Linked DNA regions of Homo sapiens: region 1 is linked to region 2. Evidence: chromatin contacts called from ENCODE Hi-C data. All regions are on one chromosome and are shown on one strand. Each heading gives the region's core, a stretch centred on a gene start or an enhancer-like site at or near the end of the contact. The rest is flanking DNA. Distances are from core to core; before and after follow the strand shown.

Evidence for each region. Hi-C counts contacts between places; a loop is a spot of excess contacts on that map. Pooled maps may share reads with other maps.
Region 1: a loop to region 2 is called in a pooled map, with 4 times the contacts of the local background. The contact joins two enhancer-like sites. A Hi-C loop is called at or near these places in 9 of 37 single-sample maps with no recorded cell type and 6 of 50 pooled maps.

What each region holds. Positions count from the first base shown.
Region 1 is chr2:41,836,299-41,843,387 of GRCh38, forward strand. No RefSeq gene overlaps it. Among named protein-coding and RNA genes, the nearest start is that of LINC01913, 38 kb to the right of the region's middle. Within about 2 kb of position 5,058, at least 19 of the 41 ENCODE cell types and tissues checked have a DNase peak (open chromatin) inside an H3K27ac peak, as active enhancers do.
Region 2 is chr2:41,711,252-41,717,800 of GRCh38, forward strand. No RefSeq gene overlaps it. Among named protein-coding and RNA genes, the nearest start is that of LINC01913, 160 kb to the right of the region's middle. RefSeq lists an enhancer at 4,578-4,687. Within about 2 kb of position 4,585, at least 5 of the 41 ENCODE cell types and tissues checked have a DNase peak (open chromatin) inside an H3K27ac peak, as active enhancers do.

The DNA of each region.
Region 1 (7,089 bases), core at 3,808-6,307, 130 kb after region 2:
CTAATTCAATACCCCATGATCACTGACTTGTCTTTTGGTAAGGCTGTCAAAAATAAGAACATTTAACAATCAAATAATATGTGAAGAAAATTCCTTAGTCATCCGAATAACCTCATTTCTTACATTAACTGTGGCTTATAATAAGACAGTTATTTTAGTAATATAAAGATTCTAGATTAGCCACGGTGAGATATATCCAATTCTGTACCAACTTTAACAGACCCCAATCACAATACTTGAGAGTTTTTCAAATTATAGCTTGAAATGTCAGAGTTGGACACCTTCAGAGATCGTTTGCTTGTTTTCATTGATATGGTTATATTTGAAAGGATACATATACTTTTTAGTTGCTTGAGTAACATGGAAGAAATAAAATTTTCTCATCACACACACAAATCTTAAGAGGTCCATCAAAGTACATAAGTTGTACCTAAAAGCATGTACATTGGTGTATCCAGAATATTTCCACCCTCAAGTGGAGAAAAATTTCCCCATCCACGAAAATATATGTGAATAAGCTTCCTCACAAATTTACATACAATTTCAGGAGGGTCTCAGATCCTTTGAAAACTACGTGCACCCTCACAGCATCAGTTTCCAAGCTAAGCACTCTAGGTTTAGACTATTTTCTCCTATGATAAAATATGATGCACCATGTGTGCCTTCTCCTTATTGGCCATCAGAAATCAGAAATTTCAGTTTCCAAAAGTATGGATTTAAGGAATGCTGGTGGTGGTGGTGGTGTTTCTAGGAAAATGAGCATGCTTCCTTGAGAATTAAAGTAAATTTCCCGCAAGGTATGGAGTTGGAAATTCTGGGCTCTGTCTCGGGTCCTGAAACCTTGGTCCAAGGTCACGAGGAGCTGTCCAAGGTCCCAATGTCTTAGACCAGTGCTTCTCCAAGTGTGGTTTGCAGATAACCTGCATTAAAATCAACTGAGGGCGTCCATTACACTGCAGATTCCTGAGCCATCCAAGAGCCATTGAATCAGAGACTTTGAAGGTAGGTCCCACAAATCTGCATTTTAAGGAGTGCCTCATGAGATTCTTCTGTCTGACACTAAGATAATGTCTACCAAATGTTGGTACCACTTTGTTAATGGCTGGAAGCCATTTAATCCCATTTAAATTCACTGATCATTATAAATGCACCTGCTACCTTTAATATCATCTATATTAACAATCATAATGAGTTGCTATGTTGCTGTAGAAGACACTCACCAACTGTCTTCCAGATGGTTTCTGTCACAATTTAGCATTAAACAAACACATAAATCCAAGCCCCATCAAATCTCAAGAAAAGCAAACTCTTTTGGAAATCAGCTTCCTTGATCTTTTAGCAAATCTTTCCTCCTCATCCACTTTAATAATGAAAATAATTACAATTACATGTAACCAATATTTACTGATTATTCACTCCATGCCTTCCATCAAACCCATCATAACAATAGTAGTAAATGCAATAAAAAACAATTAACAAGTACTTACTATATGCCCAGAAATGTTCAAAGTTCTTTATGTGATTGCATCATTTAATCTTTATAATACTGTACCTATGATACCAAGAAAGACAGGAAAATGTGTATTCTATATTACTTAAGCTATTGGTGCCACTTATAGGCTTTGTCATATAAATATTATGCTAAAGTTAATTCCCTAGTGTTCTTTTTTAAAGTATGAAAATGGGAAAGAAGTGAGTGCCCATTATTGATCGCCTGCTGTATTTCTGGCACTTTAACATGTTTTCTTCATTAAAACATCACCAACTATTTATGAATACATTTTATTATCCCCATTTTAACAGTTTATTGAAAGACTGATGTCATAAACTGCACATATTTAAAATGTGCAATTTAATAAGTTTAGATATATGTATATACCTGGGAAGCCATATTGCAATCAAGGTAATGAACATATCTATCAGCTCCCAAAGTTTTCCTCTCTCTCTTTGTAATCCTTCCTCCTGCCCCTCCACTTGCTCGTCCCCAGGCAACCACTGACCTGCTTTCTGACACTACAGATAAGTTTGCATTTTCTAGAACTTTATATAAACATAATCTCGGTATGTAATCTTTTTGTCTTGCATCTTATATCCAACATGATTATTTTAAGATTCATCTACGTTATTCTATTTATCAAAAGTTCACTCCTTTTTACTACTGTTATTCCAATTGTCCCCATTCTATAGATAAGCAAACTGTGAAAATAAGCAACTAGTTCTAAGATCACATAGTAAAGGACCAGATTCAAATTTAAATCTGCCCAACACAAAAGCCCCATATTTTCCCACTAAAAATTATGCCTGTCTTCATTTTTAACTGAGAAATAACTCTACATATATCTTCAGAATGGAAGAATGTGGCCTCCAAAGTAACCAGGCTATAGTAACCGCACCAAAATTATTGCTGGATGATTAATTGGAGAGGGTGTCAGCTGTCCTACCCACTTACCTCCACAGTATGTGCTCAGCAGTACCAGCCTTAAACTTTGGGCTTCAATTACAAGGTCATTCATCCAAAGAAGAACCCTGGAATCCTGGGGCTGCCAAGATACATGAGACCACTGTACACAGGGCCTAAGCTCTAGCTAGAGTCCTCTCCTATAGGCCAGAAGAGAAGGAAATGGGTGGGGCAGATGATGGGAGGTGGTCAAACGTATGGTACAGCAGGGAGGCATCCAAAGAACCATGAAGGTCCTCACTGAACTGGGTCACTTGTGTGACTTGAAGGATAGACTTTTAATTAAGGACAGAAGAGAAGATAAGAACTACAAAATGGAAAAGAAAGGAAAGGTAGACTAACCCTTGCCAAACTCCCAAACTGTTAATTTGGTGATCTTAGGCACTCATCACTCTTGAAATATAAAAACAGATCAGATTTCTCCATGATTCTCGCAACATACGTTTGAGGAGGAATTATTTGTGATACTATGAATAACAACAAATAACTAGCAGTTATAGAGTACTTATTACGCACTACACACAAGAATCATATTCTATTTTCATTTTACTACAAAGAAATCAGTTCTCAGAAAATATAAGTGACTTGTCCAAGATCACACAGCCAGAGAGTGAATTCGTTTTAGCCAGAATTCAAGTCTCCAAGTCTGTCCAGTAATCTTCCCATGACTCAGAAACACTCCAGACTTCCCTGCTCCCAACCAATCACCCAACCACCGCTACACACTTCACCATCATTGGTCCCAACCCAGGCTCACCCTAGAGTATATGCTGACTTATGTCCTTTGATTTCAAACCCCTGAAACCCTTGTCTTCATCAGTACATGTCCTTCTATGTACACTGCCCTCAGAATACTGTTGAACACTACAGCCAACTTAAAAGATACTCTAATAAACCAATTCTACTCCAATAAGTTAATCATTATAATGTTATGCTTTCGTCAGGTGCCAACGGGGCTTAAGAAAACAGTGCCTAAAAGAATAATGTAAACTGTGGGCAAGAGTGTGATATAGAGATTTTCCAAGTCCTATGTTCATACGTGTGAGTGTGATAGGTTTACAGACTAACTCCAGACAAAGCAAGCCACTATTCCTCTTTCAGAAGGGCCAACTCAGGCTGAAGTAGCCTATTGCCTGGGGGAGGAAGAAGGGAAATAATAATCATTATTCCCTTCCTCATAAATGATATGAATAATAGGGGCCAACATTTACTGATTGCTTTGTATTGGGTATTTTATCAGTACCACAATTAAACCACAATTCCATGAAGTAGGTGTTATTGTTAGTCTCATTTCCAGATGAGGAAACTGCGACAGGGAGGCTATGTAATCTCACCATGCTAGTGCTATGCAGGCTTGGGACTCAACAGGTATTCTTTCAAACGGCAAAATTCTCATTCTTTTTGTTTTTTTCTTTTTTTTTTTTTTTGAGACAAGGTCTCACTCTGTCACCCAGGCTATAGTGCTGTGGTGCAATCTCATCTCATTGCAGCCTCGACCTCCCAGGCTCAAGTGATCCTCCCACCTCAGCCACCCAAGTAGCTGGGACTACAGGCACACATCACACGTCTAGATAATTTTATTTTTTGTAGAGAGAGGGTCACACTATGTTTCCCAGGCTGCTCTCAAACTCTTGGACTCAAGCAATCCTCCTGCCTCAGCCTCACAAAATGCTGAGATTATAGGTGTGAGTCACGGCACTGACCCAGAATGCTCACTCTTAACCAGTGCACTGATCCCCACCAGTTATTGCTTATCGTGTACCTATTATGCGCATGGCACTGTGCGAACCTTAAACATATTAATTTCATTGAAACCTCATGGCAAGCCTTGGAGATAGGTATTATCATTATCCCCATCTGACAGATGAGGCTCAGGAAAGAAAGGAAACTGAGTTAATGTGGAGCTGGAACCGACGACACGCATTCTGACTAAGAGCTCTCTTATTCAGCACGACTGATTCCTATTCAAGTTTAGGTATTTCTCTTTCTACTTCATTTAGGTTAAAAGGCTTTCCTCTCCAGGAGCCTGGCAAGCCAAGCCCGCCCTCTGCGGGGCAACAGCACGAGGCATTACCCCTACAGACCACTTGGCGGCGCCGTCCGTCCTGAGTTGGAGAGAACGGTGGGCAAGTAGGGCTCCTTCCGCACGCTGCACGGTTCTTCTCCGGGCCCGCCCCCTTCCAGCAACAGCCAATCAGAAACTCGCTGACAGCGCTAGGCTCTCCACGGTAATGGCCGTGGATGATAATTGGCTAAGTCTCTTAAGGGACGTCTGGTTTCCGGGGACGCAGTGATAAGCGCAGAACGGGAGGTCTCTGAAGCAAGATGGGGCTCCAGACATAATCTTTACCTGAATAAGTCCCAACGCTGGGAGTGTCAGCCCGATCCTCCTACGGTGGAAAAGGCGGCAGCCAATTGCTACAGTCCCTTTAGGCTTTTCTCTCCCGCCAATCCTCACTCTGCCCTACGGGAGGGTTCTTGGCCGCTTCAGCTCGGTTTGCTGCTTACCAACCCCGCGGCCCAAGGGGAGCACGGCTCCCTGGCCCGATGCCCCCGGGGTATGCAGAAGGGCCCAGCCGGGACAGCAGCCACTGCATTTCTTTGGCTTGCGCTGCAGTCCGGATGGAGCTCGGTTCTGACCCAGAACATGAGATCGGGTTCTCATTAATTCAGCCCAGGGCCTTGCACACGCGCCCCGCCCCTGCTTGAAGTGGCTCACCCCGGACTTTCAGGATCTCACACGAAGTGCTTCGCTTTCCCCTGCAGGGATGGTACTCTCTGAGCGCCCTTGGAACTTTGTAAATAGCTGCATTGCAGCACTTCTCCATTGTTTTATTTCACGCATATTGGACTCAGGGTAGAGACCATATCTTAAACGTCTTTGCTTTGAGCAAGATATTTAAACTCTCTGTGCAGCATTTTTCTCAACTGTAAAGTGGGGATAGTAGTACCTCTTGCATAAAGTTGTGCGCACTAATACATGTAAAGCGCTTAGAAGACGGTCTTGCACACAGCAGATGATCAGAAAATGTTAGCCACTTGTTATTCCTACAATGCCTAGCACAAACACATCATAAATACTCTACAGTGCTTAGAATCAGTTTCATATATTTGTTCTTGGAGGTTTAAATCTCAGCTTTGTCAGAACTGCTCCAAGAAGGAAACGGTAAATATATATACACATGGCTGTAAATGTGTCCGAGTGCTTCAACATGCAGTGGCAGTTGAGAACAGCAGGGAGCCTGGGTTCAAGTTCTGACTGCAGCTGAACAGCCGAATGACCAATAGAAAATTAACTAAAACTTAACTCCTCAGCTGGGGAATGGAGATGATCATAATAATATCTACTTCATCGGGTTGTGGTGCTTGCATTCTTATCCCACTTTCACTTTGGGAGCTAGTACAAGAATGTAATGACACAGTATAGTATTTCTACCTTATATGTGTCTCCCACTTTAACTTTTGCAAAGCACATTCATATATTATCTCATTTAATACTCACAGCAACCCTGTGAAGCTCAGAGCACTTCCTGGTTGGAATCCTACAACATGTCCATGGTGAGCTGCAGCTCGGTTTCTTTGAGTGCAATTTCAATGTCAGTGCCATTGCTCTGCATCAGGACTGAACCAGTGACCACCTGGGTCTCAGATAAGCAGAAGGATTTGCATCCTAGATTTTCAAGCCAGTTGTTCTATTTTTTTTATTTCTGATTACAGCAGAAAGACGTAGTTACATTATCTTTTAAAATGTGAACAAAACAAAGTGCAAGGTCTGGTCGACCTTCACACACACTCCCCAGAGGCAGCCACTGTCATCCATTGAGTGTGGCATCTTCCTAACCTCCTGGGTATGGTTTCATGCATGTACCTGTGGCGGGGAGAAAGCTAGGTTTTTTTGTTGTTGTTCTTTTGCATAAACATGATTGTATTTTAAAATTTATTCTACAACTTGTTTTCTTCAATTAACAGTACATCTCAAAGATCTTTTTATGTCTGTATCCTTATTTCTTTTTAACTATTGCAGTCTTTTATACCTGAACTCATTTAACCATTCTCTTGTTGTTAATTCTAATTTTTAAAGCCAAGTTTTTCTTAATCCCCCTCAAGTCCCAATTTTGTTGTAGCTGGTTAGATTCTGAACAGCCTCTGGGCCTAAAGATTCAAGTCACCAGGAAATGAAATCCTTATGGTCAAGAGTTCCACCTAGCTCCATATTCTTCCCATACTACAAGCCCAAAGCCCTGGCAAGCTGTGAAACTGGAGTCCCTCCTCCCAAGAGGAAAGAGTGGGAAAGAGGATGCCCACATAGGGCCAAAATGGGCTGATGACGACTTTACTCCTCAGAACATTGCTCAGAGCTGAGGACATCTCTGTAACTTTAAAAGCCTCCTAATTCCCTCCAAGAATCTGCATGGCTGAGATCCCTTCTGAAGAGGTGAAGCTGGTGAAACTTTCTCTTCCTTGAGGCCCTGGTGACCCTCATGACTCAGTCCTTCCCCAGGCCCACCCCTCACTTCCAACACCCACAAGTATCTCCCAGGGTTGAAACCTCTACTTCAGAACGCAGACTTGGAATTGAATTGCAGGGAAATGGTGGGCACATCCTGTGGGTACTTGTGAAACACATGGAC
Region 2 (6,549 bases), core at 3,335-5,834:
AGATATAACCTATCTAAACAAAAGCTCTTGGAAATCCTCAATCATTTCTAGGAATGTAAAGGAGTCTTGATATCAAAAAGTGTGTGAACCACTGAGTTAGCGTATGTCTACACTGCAACTGGCACCCCCTGAGATGCAGCAGCCACATGTGGTGGTCATGATCACTCCCCTGCTCAAAGCTTGTACTGGTTCAGAAGTAGGGAGGCAATGTGGAATCATTCTGGTTTTAGAGACAGACCTATGTGCAAACCCCAGTTGGACCGCTTACTAGTTATGTGACTAAGACAAGTTACTTAATCTTTCTACATATGGAAACCTATCAGAGCTGAGAACCGGATTTTACATCCTCCCCATTCTTCATCTATAACTATTGATTCTCAACCAAAAGAAACATACCCACAAAAAAATCAATAGTCAAATGAGAAATAAGTACTAATTTTATCAATAGTTGGGCAAATGCCCAAAACCCAACTCTTGAATTGGAAAATGAGGCCATGAGTTCAAGCTAGGCTTCCTCCTCCTGATTCTCTGAAATCTAGAATGATCAGCTTTCTGAGTAGACTCCTAGTCTATTTACAAGCTGCCTGGACAGCAAGCCCAACTGGTCTTACCCACGCAAGTACAGAGAAGACACACATGGTTGCACACTGCAGTCAGAAAAGGCGCAAAGGTCAGCAGAAAGAATTTCAGAGTCCTGCAATTCTGTCCCCTGGAGAAGTATGACACAAGGAACACTTCAGATACTGACCTATGATATTAGCTATGTTCCAACTGGGAGTGATGAGTAACTGGTTAGTGGCAAAAATATCACCATAGCAATGGAAGGATCTTTTATTCTCTTTAACTATAACAACTACAGGACCTGGCACACATCAGTCACTCAGGAAGTCATCATCAGTAGGTGCATATGCTGGAATTAATAAGAAAAGAGTCTGAAAAATCAGAGACCCAAAAGTTTTATAGTCTCTGTTTTCTGCTCTTATTTATGGGAGCATAGGAGACATTGGAAGCTATGAAGACCACCTTCTTCCAAAGCAAGTTTCCCTCTGTAGCATTCCTCCAGCCTCGGTGCACTCGAAGACATGGGGTGCTCAGCAGTCTTGGAGGCTTCCAATTCAGTTGAATGACAGTTCTTTTTTACTTGAAAGTTCTACCACAATATCCAACACCATGGTCACTTTCATGATATGCAAAGAAAATCATGGCTTCCAAATTGTTTGGCTAAGAAAAGGGATTACTGTCTTCTGTTATTAGCATGGTCTTAGGATTGTCACTGAAGAGTCAGGAAAAGAGGGGAAATATATAGAATTCATTCAAATACATGTAAGTCCCAGCCCTGTCAGTAAGAGAAGAGGAGAAAAAGAATTAAGGATGGACTCTAACCTTAAATTAGTTCACTGACTACCATCTCATCATAAAACAACTTGGGTAGGAGTTACAGAATTTTATTTACCAAGATCAAGCAATAAAGGTGCAATACGTCACACAAGAATTAAGAAGGCCTTAATTTGAACTCCTGGGACCTAGGTTGCAAAACAATTGGAATTTACATATCAGATCCTTGGGCAAATAATATATTTAATCATATATTTTATTTAATCTAGTATATCCAACATATTATCATTTCAACACAGCCGTAAAGATAAACCTCCCTTAACGTCTGCAGCTCCTACTCTTGCCCCAACCCCAAATCTCTGGTCAATTAGCCCTCTCAGCCAGTTGAAAAGTAACCCTAATTCACTCAGGATGGTAACCCTGTCCTCAGTGGGTGAAGGCCTTTTAATGCCAAGAATATTGGGAGATAAATAGAGGTGATAAAATAAATAAATCCATGGTATCAATATTTTTAAGTGGCTTAAGGAATCTGATACATCAAAGCATCTGGCAGATTAGTCTGATCATCCCAATTTATATATAAATAATTGATTTTTAGATATGATTTTAAGTTAAAAGATATAAATGATTTGCTTATGTTTGTATATACTATTAGAATATATCAAAGAACTTGAGATTTACAATATTTATAAACGTACTAAATTAACTAGAGCATTTTAGGTACTTACAGATGAATAACTTGTTAAGTGTTTGGCTCTTCAGAAAAGCAAGTCCATTAAAGTTTAAAATGTTTAAGGGAGCAAAATTAATCAAGTTAATTAATAAACTCTTTTAAAGTGATTGGTAACATTTACTGGATTTATAAATAGTAATTATGAGTTGAGTAATCATTGTTCAATTGAAAATATTTTTAGTTGGTAATTTTAATACACCAAATTCTGATTTAGAAAACAAAAATAACTGCAAATACACTTCTCTGTGAACGTCAGCCCCAGTGCCACTAAAATTCACATGACCTCTCTGACCCTGTGTTTCCTTTGATTCTGGGGTCTCAGCATTTGATCTCTGCAGAACAATAATCCTGATCCGTAAGAGTTAGCTTTTCAGAAGGAGGAAAAATCATTTACACATCAAATGTGAATCTACTTCCTTACTATATTTAATCTCCAGGAATGGACTCATAAAATAATAAAAGCCCCAGTTCAAATTAGTATCTGGTATTTCATTCCATTATCAAAAACCATGACCACATAATCTACTGGTTGGTAGAAAGGGAAGTCCTTCTCTGTTTAGACTTGAGCTCTGTGTAGATCAAGTTATGGTTGTCTGGATTGCCATCTGTATTAATCAAAATTAATACACAGAGGTTCTCTCACTCCATGTACATTTAATTTTTTAGAAAGGCTAAAACACATGGTTGCAGAATCAAATATAAATATTTACAACTGGAGTCCAATATAATCAGAGCTGATGGAAGATGGAACTTAGACAGAGGAAGGAAATGTATAGAATGTGGTAGGAATGGTAACATCCTAAAATGAGGGGTTAAGACATATAATTGAGATATTATTGAAGCTAAAGAACCAGAAACAAAGCTTCAAGGACATTATTTAAAGTTATAAAAGTAACTGGCTGGGTGCAGTGGCTCGCACCTGTAATACCAGCACTTTGGGAGGCAGAGGCATGCGGATCACCTGATGTCAGGAGTTCGAGACCAGCCTGGCCAACATGGTGAAACCCAGTCTCTACTAAAAATACAAAAAATTACCCAGGCTTTGTGGCAGGCACCTGTAATCCCAGCTACTTGGGAGGCTGAGACAGGAGAATCTCTTGAATCTGGAGGCAGAGGTTGTAGTAAGCCAAGATCACGCCATTGCACTCCAGCCTGGGCAACAAGAGTCAAACTCCGCCTCAAAAAAATAAATAAATAAATAAATAAATAAAAATAAAGTTATAAAAGTAGCCAATAAAAGAACTAAAATTATAAGTATAAATTATGTATAATACAAATACATGTATATATCTAAAAGCATTAGAAAGAAAACATGAGGAGAGAGCTGTGTGTAAGCAACCTTTTTTTCCTATCAAAGACGAAATACATGTTATTACATAATATATATCTAAATAACTACACACTATATATTATAAATCAAGAAATATTACCTGGAGGGCCACTGTGCAATATAGTGGCCACCAATCACATGTGGGTGTTGGGCACTTAAATTGTCATCTGCTGCAAGTTTAAAATATACAACCAATTTCAAAAACAACATAAAAATGAAAACTATCTCATTAATAATCTTTATATTATGTGTTGAAATAATATATTGGATATACTAGGTTAAATTAAATATATTATTAAAATTCGTTTTATATGTGTACTTTTACTTTTTTGGTGTGCCTGTAATTTAAAATGGTATATATGGCTCACATTAGATTTCCATTGGACAGGACTAATCTAGAGTTTTGGCACTAAACATCAGCACTAAAAATACAAGTAGTTACAAGAAGTGGCCTCCAGGAACCAGAACTGAGGGAAGAAGCTACACGGGACTGGAGCCAGTTGCTTTTCTCAGAAACCCTTCTGTAATATTTGAATCATTATCTTAAGCATACCTTTCTTTGCAAATTTAAAAAGATTAAAATGTCATAAATGTAGAAAGCAAATAAGGCCATAAAGGTAAAAATAATAATAATAATAATTGTGATGAGAGGGCAGGAGACGGGGTGGGAGGGAATATGGCTGTGATGGACATCATCCACGTGCAGGACAGAATCACAGAGGCCACCCTGTAGGTCAGCCTGGCAGCATTCAGCGTCCTTGTGGGCTGGCCCATGTCAGTAGCTTTCACGAACAAAACACAGTCACCCAGGCCAGGTGCAGTGGCTCACACCTGTAATCCCAGCACTTTGGGAGGCCGAGGCGGGCGGATCACGAGGTCAGGAGATCAAGACCATCCCGGCTAAAACGGTGAAACCCCGTCTGTACTAAAAATACAAAAAATTAGCCGGGCGTAGTGGCGGGCGCCTGTAGTCCCAGCTACTCGGGAGGCTGAGGCAGTAGAATGGCGTGAACCTGGGAGGCGGAGCTTGCAGTGAGCCGAGATCCCGCCACTGCACTCCAGCCTGGGCGACAGAGCGACACTCTGTCTCAAAAAAAAAAAAAAAAAAAAAAAACCACACACACAGAGTCACCCAGTCTCATTTCAGTTTCAGTTTCATCTTTGTCAGGCCCAGCCTTGGTCTCCAGTCCTGACTCTTATAATGACCTTTCTCTCCACCCCACGGCCCAATAGTCACATCTTCCACATTGTCCTAGAAATCATGTCATTTCCAATTTCTAGAAGGTCCTTGGCATCCAAAGCAATTCTGGGGTCCTGAGTCAACATCTTCCTCCTATAACCTCTTTCTCTTTTTCCTGTTTTTCCAAAAGGAAACCAATGCTCCTAAAAGTATTTTCTTAAGCAAGCTCTCAGTTGCAGAGAGCTCTGAGTCCCTAACATTTGGACCTTTTACTGTTTTCTCACATGTTAAACACTGTATCCCAATGTCTAAAATAGTAAGAAGGTCAATCCACACAGAAAATGCATTCGTGCAGTAAAAATTTATGAATGCCTACGGGTGCTGAGCACTGATCCAGGGAGCGGTACTCCAGGTAATATTTCTTGATTTATAATACATAGTGTGTAGTTATTAGATATATTATGTAATAACATGTATTTTCCTCTTTGACAAGGGATGGCAATGAACAAGACATCATCTGCTCTCTTAGAACTTACCTTTAGTGGGAGAGACAGATAAAAAGTAAACAAATATATACATAACTTTAAGTAATACATGCTTTTTATATTTTTATAATTTCATCAGAAAAATATGTAGATTAATGAGAGAGAGGGTGACGGGGTGAGGGGCAGAGGTGTCTATTTTAGAGATTTCTTACTGAGAAAGTGTGATTGGAGGGGACACTGAATGGAAAGGACCTAGCTACGCAAAAACCTGTAAGGAAGGTAAGTAACATTCCAAGTAAAGGGTGGCAGTGTCACAGGGCTTCAGATGGGAACGGACTCAGAGTATACAAAAGCTGCACGAAGGCAGGTGGGGCTGAGAAGAGCAGGTGAGGAGCAGAGCGGAGCCAGAGAGGCACAGAGGCAGCCTGCAACTGAGGGAGGGCTCTGTGGGCCCTGGTGAGGACTAGATTTTATTCCAAATACCACGGACTCTAGCAGGTTTGGAGCAAGGAGTGAATTGGCAGGACTTTTGATTTACTGACTGGTTTTCTTTCAGAACTATAAGTAATTAGTAAAATAAGTAAATTTTTTTTAAAAACCCTCCCCTTTTTTCCTTCTTTACTTTCAAAGTTAATTAAATAACAAGCATTAAGCCAGGCACAGTGGCTCATGTCTGTAATCCCAGAGTTTTGGGAGGCCAAAGTGGGATAATCACTTGAGGCCAGGAGTTCAAGACCACCCTGGGCAACATAGCGAAACCCTGTCTCTACAAAAATAAAAATTAGCTGGGCATGGTGATGTGCACCTGTAGTCCCAGCTACTCAGGAGGCTACAGTGGGAGGATGCTTGAGCCCAGGAGTTCAAGGCTGCAGTGAGCTAGGATTGTGCCACTGAGACCCTATCTCTAAAACAAAAAGTAGTAAAAAATAGGAATTATTAAATCAGAATTCATTATTCAGAATAAATTTTGAATTACCCTGGATCAACAAACAGACAGCTGACACTTATAGGACTGTCATTTTTCACTGCTGTATGCCCTTTGCAGGGGAACTTGGGTTTCGTACCTAATGTTTTCCAACTTAAGTTTTTACTGAGCCCTTTCTACAGAGCAGTACTGTGCTAGGCACTTGTTTACATGACCCCATCTCATTCGCAAAACATCCCTGTGATTAGTAAAATTACCCCAGTCCATATTTGAAGAAACAAATGCAGAGATGAAACTACTTGTCTCAGATTTTATGTCAATAAATGGCAGAGCCTAGATGCACACAGCTTTTCTGATGCAAAGCTCCACGCCACACTGTTTTTTATAGCCCTCTTATCAGCCATAATAGGTTTTTCTAGCATTTTAAAGGACAAATATCGAAATGAATCATCTATTTCGAGTTAAATAGTGGTTAATTGTCATCAGTTCCTGACAGTAAGTTAGAGATTCAGCAACGTAGGATAATTTGCTTGCAATTATGCAATTTGGTAGTGGCCAAGC